Linked DNA regions of Homo sapiens: region 2 is linked to region 1. A link is a contact called in ENCODE Hi-C or POLR2A ChIA-PET data. All regions are on one chromosome and are shown on one strand. Each heading gives the region's core, a stretch centred on a gene start or an enhancer-like site at or near the end of the contact. The rest is flanking DNA. Distances are from core to core; before and after follow the strand shown.

What was found. A loop is a pair of places that touch in the nucleus more often than their neighbours do. ChIA-PET counts read pairs that join two places held with the same protein, here RNA polymerase II (POLR2A). Pooled maps may share reads with other maps.
Region 2: a loop to region 1 is called in a map of endothelial cell of umbilical vein, with 4 times the contacts of the local background. The contact joins two enhancer-like sites. A Hi-C loop is called at or near these places in 11 of 168 maps with a recorded cell type or tissue (Caco-2, Calu3, HepG2 and 8 more), 1 of 37 single-sample maps with no recorded cell type and 14 of 50 pooled maps. POLR2A ChIA-PET finds 5 or more read pairs at or near these places in 10 of 52 experiments (A549, A673, AG04450 and 7 more).

Annotation. Positions count from the first base shown.
Region 1 is chr2:223,725,645-223,729,264 of GRCh38, forward strand. No RefSeq gene overlaps it. Among named protein-coding and RNA genes, the nearest start is that of AP1S3, 110 kb to the right of the region's middle. RefSeq lists enhancers at 1-850, 546-1,213. Within about 2 kb of position 2,012, at least 5 of the 41 ENCODE cell types and tissues checked have a DNase peak (open chromatin) inside an H3K27ac peak, as active enhancers do; they include HCT116 and endothelial cell of umbilical vein, where a contact is called at or near this core.
Region 2 is chr2:223,759,365-223,762,984 of GRCh38, forward strand. All of the region lies in intron 4 of AP1S3 (adaptor related protein complex 1 subunit sigma 3), which reads right to left. Among named protein-coding and RNA genes, the nearest start is that of AP1S3, 76 kb to the right of the region's middle. RefSeq lists a silencer at 1,548-1,842 and an enhancer at 2,365-2,734. Within about 2 kb of position 1,632, at least 16 of the 41 ENCODE cell types and tissues checked have a DNase peak (open chromatin) inside an H3K27ac peak, as active enhancers do; they include HCT116 and endothelial cell of umbilical vein, where a contact is called at or near this core.

The DNA.
Region 1 (3,620 bases), core at 762-3,261:
CTTTTCCAGGATGCTTTTTTGTGAATGACTAACAGAATAGCTGCTGCAAAGACAGCCTGCAAATTCCAGCCGGAGGCCCTGGGAGGAAAGATGACTCACCCACGCCTGACGTCAAAGCCTCCCTTTCTTTCAGAGGAGTAGGAAGAGAATGGCAATGGCCTGGGTAGAATGACCTAAATGCCCTCCTGAGTCCTGTGTGGGTCCTGCTTCCTCTTCCCCCACCTGGCAATGATGATTTCAAACCAAAGAAAGTTTAAACTGTCAAACTTGAACTTCACTGTCAAGTTAACTAAAAAACTAGAAACAGAAGCCTTCCTTCCTGTCAAACAATGTCAAATCCTTATTATGAGTTCTTTTTCACTGGAAAATATTGAAAGCATTTCTTTTTTTTCACAGAGTGTTTTATATTGATTTGCATCTTAGTCTGTTTGAGCTGCTATAATGAATACCATAGACTGGGTGGCTTCAACAACAAACATTTATTTCTCATCATTCTGCAGCCTGGCAAGTCTGAGATCAAGTTGCTGACAGATTTCGTGTCTGGTGAAAGCCCTCTTTCTGGTTGGCAAGTGGCTATCTTTTTGTTGTATCCTCACTTGACAGAGAAGGGGTTGGGAGGAAGGAGAGCACACTAATCTCTTTTTATAAAAAACACTAATCCCATCCTGGGGGCTCCATCCTCATGATCAACTCACTACCCGCCAGCGGTCCCACCTCCAACTACCATCACAGTGGAGGTTAGGGTTTCAATATATGAATTTGGGGTTGCATTCCATAACAATTTGCTTACAACATCTCAACAGTGGCTGAGCGTGGTGGCTCATGCCTGCAGTCCCAGCACTTTGGGAGGCCGAGGCGGGAGAATTATTTGAGCCCAGGAGTTTGAGACTGGCTTGGGCAACATAGTGACACTGTGCCTCAGAAAAGGAAAGAAAGAAAGAGAGAAAGAGAAAGGAAGGGAGAGAGAGAGAAAGAGAGAGAGGGAGAGAGAGGGAGGGGGGAGGGGAGGGGAGGGGAGGGGAGGGGAGGGGAGGGAAAATCTCAACAATGACCTTTTCCAGTCTGCCTTTCACATCAGGATTTCCAAGGACTTTCCCAGATTATGCAAAGGGCCATTTCACTGTTCACTGTGTTCGTTATTCAAACAGAGCTTCAGGTATGTCAGGGCACCCACGGGGTACCATCATCCAACAAAGCTCTGACATCCCTGTGCAAATAGTCAAATTTCAAATTTGTCCTTGGAAACTTTTTGGTTGTCACACAATTCAGCCCCCAGGTATTTGTCCTGGGGTCTCCCATGTAAGCTATTCTCTAATTTAGTAAGCCCCTGAGCAGTGTCATCGAATTCATTCTAAATCTTTCTCTTTTCAAGGAGCCTGGATAGCTAATTCACCAGCGAAACCTAAATTGTTTACGACCACCACAAATGGGCTATTTACCTCTGAAGTCCTGATGCAAGTCATATGTCTGGCTACTCCAGCACCTACTAATCACTCAGTTCTTTGAATTTTTATTGCATAAGAGTCCTTATCCCTCTTTTGGGCATTTTTGGATATATTAACTTTTCATTGCATCGTACAATTTGTTTTGCAGCTGTTGAGGGTGATAGATAAACTTACTTAATCACCATCTTAATTTTTGCTTTTGGTTTTTAACTCCGAGTACCCATCGCAATGCCCTAAACTAAAGGTTTACCCAGTAAGAGTTTATTAGGTTGAAATGAACTTACATTTTGGTAATTCTTGGAACTATAGTCTAATGGGATAAATTTAATGGTAGCATTTCAGACGTTATAGCAGATGAGCAGCAAAGATAATTTGAGATTACAAGGACTTTTGGAACCCCCAAACATAGCCACATATATGCTATTGATGTGGAATGCTGGCCCTAATTAGTTTGATGCTGGTCCTGCCCCAATTCAGGCCTCAGTGTAATATTATCACCCAAACTCACACAGGACTGTTCAGTAACAGGAAACCAATTATAAGGTACCAAATTAGAATGCGAGAAGGACTTGGCCTATGAACTCTTACACCAGCAGAGGGCACTTCCTTCTAGCATGCAAGTCGGCTAAGGAAAGCAAATTAGAATGAGAAGATGCCTGATGACTGCTGGATACGAGTTACACAGAGATATTTTCCAATAAGCTATGGAAAGCAAATGAATGGCCCTTTCCTTCTCTAGAAGGATAAATCTTTGCTCACTTGGAATTGGAATCCCAGTCCTTTGGGAAATGCTTAGAGTAAGCTGATAAATTCTTATTCTCTGACTCCCTTTCTAAAGTTTATATGAACCGGCCGGGCACGGTGGCTCACGCCTGTAATCCCAGCACTTTGGGAGGCCGAGGTGGGTGGATCACAAGGTCAGGAGTTCGAGACCAGCCTGGCCAAGATGGTGAAACCCCGTCTCTACTACAAATAAAAAATTAGCCGGGCGTGGTGGCAGGCGCCTGTAGTCCCAGCTACTCGGGAGGCTGAGGCAGGAGAATTCCTTGAACCTGGGAGGCGGAGGTTGCAGTGAGCCAAGATTGTGCCACTGCACTCTAGGCTGGGTGACAGAGCGAGACTTCATCTCAAAAAAAAAAAAAAAGTTTATATGAACCTACATCTTCTGAGTTCCACATTTTCATCTATTTCAAATCTCCTTGTCTTTCCCCATTGTCTTTAAGGGGACATCCCTGTACTGTTATTATTATCACTCATACTGAGACTCTGCCTGTTTTAATCCTGGGGAAAATTTCAATCAAGCGTTTGTCTGATAGCCTTTTAAGTCTTTCTGATATTCAACCCGGAGTCTCCCAAATTCGGGTGTACACCAAGAAAGTGAGGGATTTCTAGGAGTTCATGCTAAACAGATTCAAACTCCAGGCATCTACTGGGGGAAAAAAGGCGGTGTTATAAATAATTATTGTGGATCAGAAATAGACAGATTGTTCTTGGTTATTATAATACAGGGGATTATAATTTGGGTGCAGTAAATCCCCAGATGAAGCATGGGGTAAGTGTTGGAGGCATGCTGGCACTTCGATTTTAGTTCTGTGGAACTCAACTTGTGATGGTAGTAATAATAATCCCAATTACAAAAACTGAGGTACAGAGAAGTTAAATAACTTGAGTAATATCACAGCTTGTGATAAAGCTAAGATTTGAACTAAGTTCAGTCTGGCTCAGAAGTTTCTCTGCACTTCCCGCTGTTATCTTGGGCCCAAGTGTTGCTGCCTCTCAACTCCAGGAACCAGCAAACATATTTCCATGGACTAGCTGTTTGTTTTCGGTAGGTTTTTCATCTCTGTCAACAGTGGTTTTAAAGTAAAATAAGAAAAGTGAGAGTTATCTGCATGAAATATATCTTCAATTTTCTTGAATGTCTTTTCCTCTTGTGTATTTACTTCCTTATCCCATTCCTGAAATAAATCAAGTCAACTAAACTTTGCAACATAGTGTGTATAAGCTGATCTTCCTACCGCCTTGAATGAACTTTCATTTTCTGGCCCCACCATCTGTCCAACGTACTTCCCACTGTGCTTTCTCTCCTTCTTCTCTTCTCAGAGGTCTGAATGGCAATTCTTTAGGGCCCTCGTCTTAGTCCTGAAACTCCTCAGAGGCCGAGGCCACCCCTGG
Region 2 (3,620 bases), core at 382-2,881, 33 kb after region 1:
ACGTTTGCTAAAATGATCAGGAGGACCACATCCAGGTACGTGTATTAGAGAATTCTGAATTACGTCTGTATAACATATGTATCGTTACCTATATTGTGCAGAGCATCTTTATTATACATATTGTCAAGACAAAAAAGATAAACAGACCAAAATTCTTAAGAATTTCTTTACTTCTCTACAAGGTTCACAGGAAAAAATGTATAGTTTCTGCCATATGTTTTCAAAGGCTTCCTCCCAAAGTATACAAATTATGTTTCTTTTTAACTTTTAAGTTCAGAGATACATGTGCAGGTTTGTTATAGAGGTAAACGTGTATCATGGGGATTTGTTATACAGATGATTTCATCATCCAGGTATTAAGCCTAGGACCCATGAGTCATTTTTCCTGATCCTCTCCCTCCTCCCACCCTCCACCCTCTGAAAGGCTCCAGTGTGTGTTGTTCCCTTCTATGTGTCCGTGTGTTCTCATCATTTAGCTCCCACTTTTAAGTGAGAACATGTGGCATTTGGTTTTCTGTCCCTGCACTAGTTTGCTCAGAATGATGGCCTCCAGCTCCATCCACGTCCCTGCAAAGGACATGATCTCATTCTTTTCATACTGTCCATCAGTTACTAAGTTTGCTAACATGCCCCAAAGCCATAATATTTTTTTTCAGCATTTAAAAAAAAATGTTTGAACAGACTCACAATTACAGGTAGAGTTCAAAGTTAACAGTGATGTTCCAGGTTCTATACCATGCAAGACAGATGGGCTTTCTCTTGCACACTCTCCTACTTTAAACATATATATTTGTGTCACACCAGGGCCCCAAGTTGAATCAATAAGAAAGCTCGAGAGGACAAAAAATCACCTGCCTCTTTCGTTTGAGTCACGATCTGCTCATTTAGCAATCCAAGTTCAACTTGTTCTTAAGCTTAAACTCCAGGGTATATGATTCATGTGAACCTGCCAGGAAATACGCTGACTGACATGGGCTGAAGATACCAAGGCTACTGGCCGAGCAAGATTGCTCAGGAGATACTAGGGCTAGAAATCTGCCCTTACCTTCAAAAGAGGTTTTCTAACTGGTTTTCACCAACTCTATCTAGAATTCCAGAGTTCTGCCAGAAAACATTTGTATTCAGTCATCCACATTTACTCAACAAAGCTCTCACCTCCTAAGTGGGCATTGGCCAAGACAGCCCCATACCCATCTACCCCTCTACAGATGCTGCCCGTGGGGTCTTTTAACTTAGCAGAGGGATCATACAGGCCATTGGGCCATGCTGGTTTTATGGAATCTAGAGTTTACACCATTTACATGGGAATACAAAGTTACAAATACAAAATCAGGTATAAAGTGTACTTAGAATGAGAAAAGAAACGACCACAGATTGTGAATTTTGAAGATGACAAATATCACAAAATAAAAAATGGTTGCATGTTATTTTCACGAATTAATTGCTTGACACTCCTCTATCATATATTATATTGTATGGCTACGTACTTTTTGCAGTTAAAATATCTTATTTTTGCAAAGTGGACAAAAACCCATGACCAGATGAGAGCATTGCTAGGCCCTGCCTGTAGCCTCGGGAGGGGCCTGGAGTTGACACTTTCCTGTCTTTGTGGTTCAGTGGCCTCTAGTCATTGGCACTGCTCACATCACCAGATGACTCAGTCTGCTAAACACCACACTGGCTGCCCTGTCTGAGCCGAGCCAGGCTGGTTACTCAAGCTATGTAAACCAATAAGGTAAAAGTTGGCATTTTCTTGAGCTTGCCACTTTAAAGGTTTGGGGCAGACTTTTAGAGCTGGCAGAACCTTAGTTGCTCTTACCTTCTCAAGACAGGAGCTGGAGTCTGTATCTTGGGTCCTCTTCTGGATACATCTAGCTCTGCTGTGTTTCTTATGCATATAGCACAGTGTATGTTATGACTTCCTACTGCATTGTGGTTTGGCCTAGCTGTTAACATGGTTTACGCTTTTAAGGGTGACAGTGTTAGGGTGCACCTAGCAGTTTCGCCTGCATCCACACGAGGGCACATAGAATCCTATTGCTCATGAGATACAATCTGACCCTCCCCTTCTTTTTTTTGAGACAGGGTCTCACTCTGTCACCCAGGCTGAAGTGCAGTGGTGCGATTACCGCTCACTGCAGCCTTGACCTCTCGGGCTCAAGTGATCCTTTCACCTTAGCCTTCCGAGTAGCTGGAATTACAGGTGTACACCACCATGCCTGGCTAATTTTATTACTTTTTGTAGAGACAAGGTTCTCACTATGTTGCCTAGGCTGGTCTCAAAACTCCTGGGCTCAAGCGGTCCTTCCGCATCAGCCTTCTGAGTAGCTGGGATTACAGGTGCACACCACCACACCTGGCTAATTTTATCATTTTTCTGTAGAGACAAGGTTCTCACTATGTTGCCTAGGCTGATCTCAAACTCTTGACTTAAGCAGTCTTCCTGCCTGGGACTCCCAAAGTGCTGGGAATACAGGCATGAGCCATCGCATCTGGCCTTGAGCCTCCCTTCTTGGCAGGCTGTTAGTTGGGGTAAAATATCTACTGTTTGTCGCTCCTACCTATTGCAAGTCCTGTGGTTAATGACCACTATCGCCTTTGAGAGTTTCATTTTCTTTTCTTTTTTGAGACAGAGTCTCACTCTGCCGCCCAGGCTAGAGTGCAGTGGCATGATCTCGGCTCACTGCAACCTCCGCCCCCTGGGTTCAAGCGATTCTCCTGCCTCAGCCTCCTGAGTAGCTGGGATTACAGGAGCCCACCACTGCACCTGGCTAATTTTTGTATTTTTAGTAGAGACGGAGTTTCACCATCTTGGCCAGGCTGGTCTTGAACACCTGACCTCGTGATCCACCTGCCTCGGCCCAAAGTGCTGGGATTATAGGCATGAGCCATTGTGCCCAGCAATTTTTTTTTTTTTTTTTTTTTTGAGATGGAGTCTTGCTCTGTCACCCAGGCTGGAGTGCAGTGGTGGAATCTCGGCTCACTGCAATCTCTGCCTTCTGGGTTCAAGCAAATCTCCTGCCTCAGCCTCCCAAGTAGCTGGGGTTACAGATGTGTACCACCACACCTGGCTAATTTTTGTATTTTTAGTAGGGATGGGATTTTGCCATGTTGGCTAGGCTGGCCTCGAACTCGTGGCCTCAAGTGATCCGCCCACCTCGGCCTCCCAAAGTGTTGGGCTTACAGACGTGAGCCACCACGCCCAGACAGAGGGTTTAATTTTCCTTCTAATAACTTTGTGCCATTGTCCACATTGTTGTTACCCCCAAATAAGTATTCCCAACCAAGTAAACAGTTCCTTTCTTTTCCTCTTATCAACATCTAGCCACCACACGCTCAGAATAAGCTTTGAGCATTTGGAGATTTGAGGCTATGTCTTCTTACTAAATCCGCAGGCAGGTGTAGCTTTTTAAAAGTTATTATTCTAAGAAACTGTTATTAAGTAGGAGCTAGAGAAAAGTCTTAGGGGCTACTGAAGATTGACAGCTGTTCTCACAGCTAAAGCAATGTCACAAAGGCCTCCCTTAACCTTCAGTAACTACAAATATATGATTGGGTCCAAAGGACAGGAAAAAAAAAAAAGCAGTAATTATTTTCCTTTATGCAAGTATACTACTGGC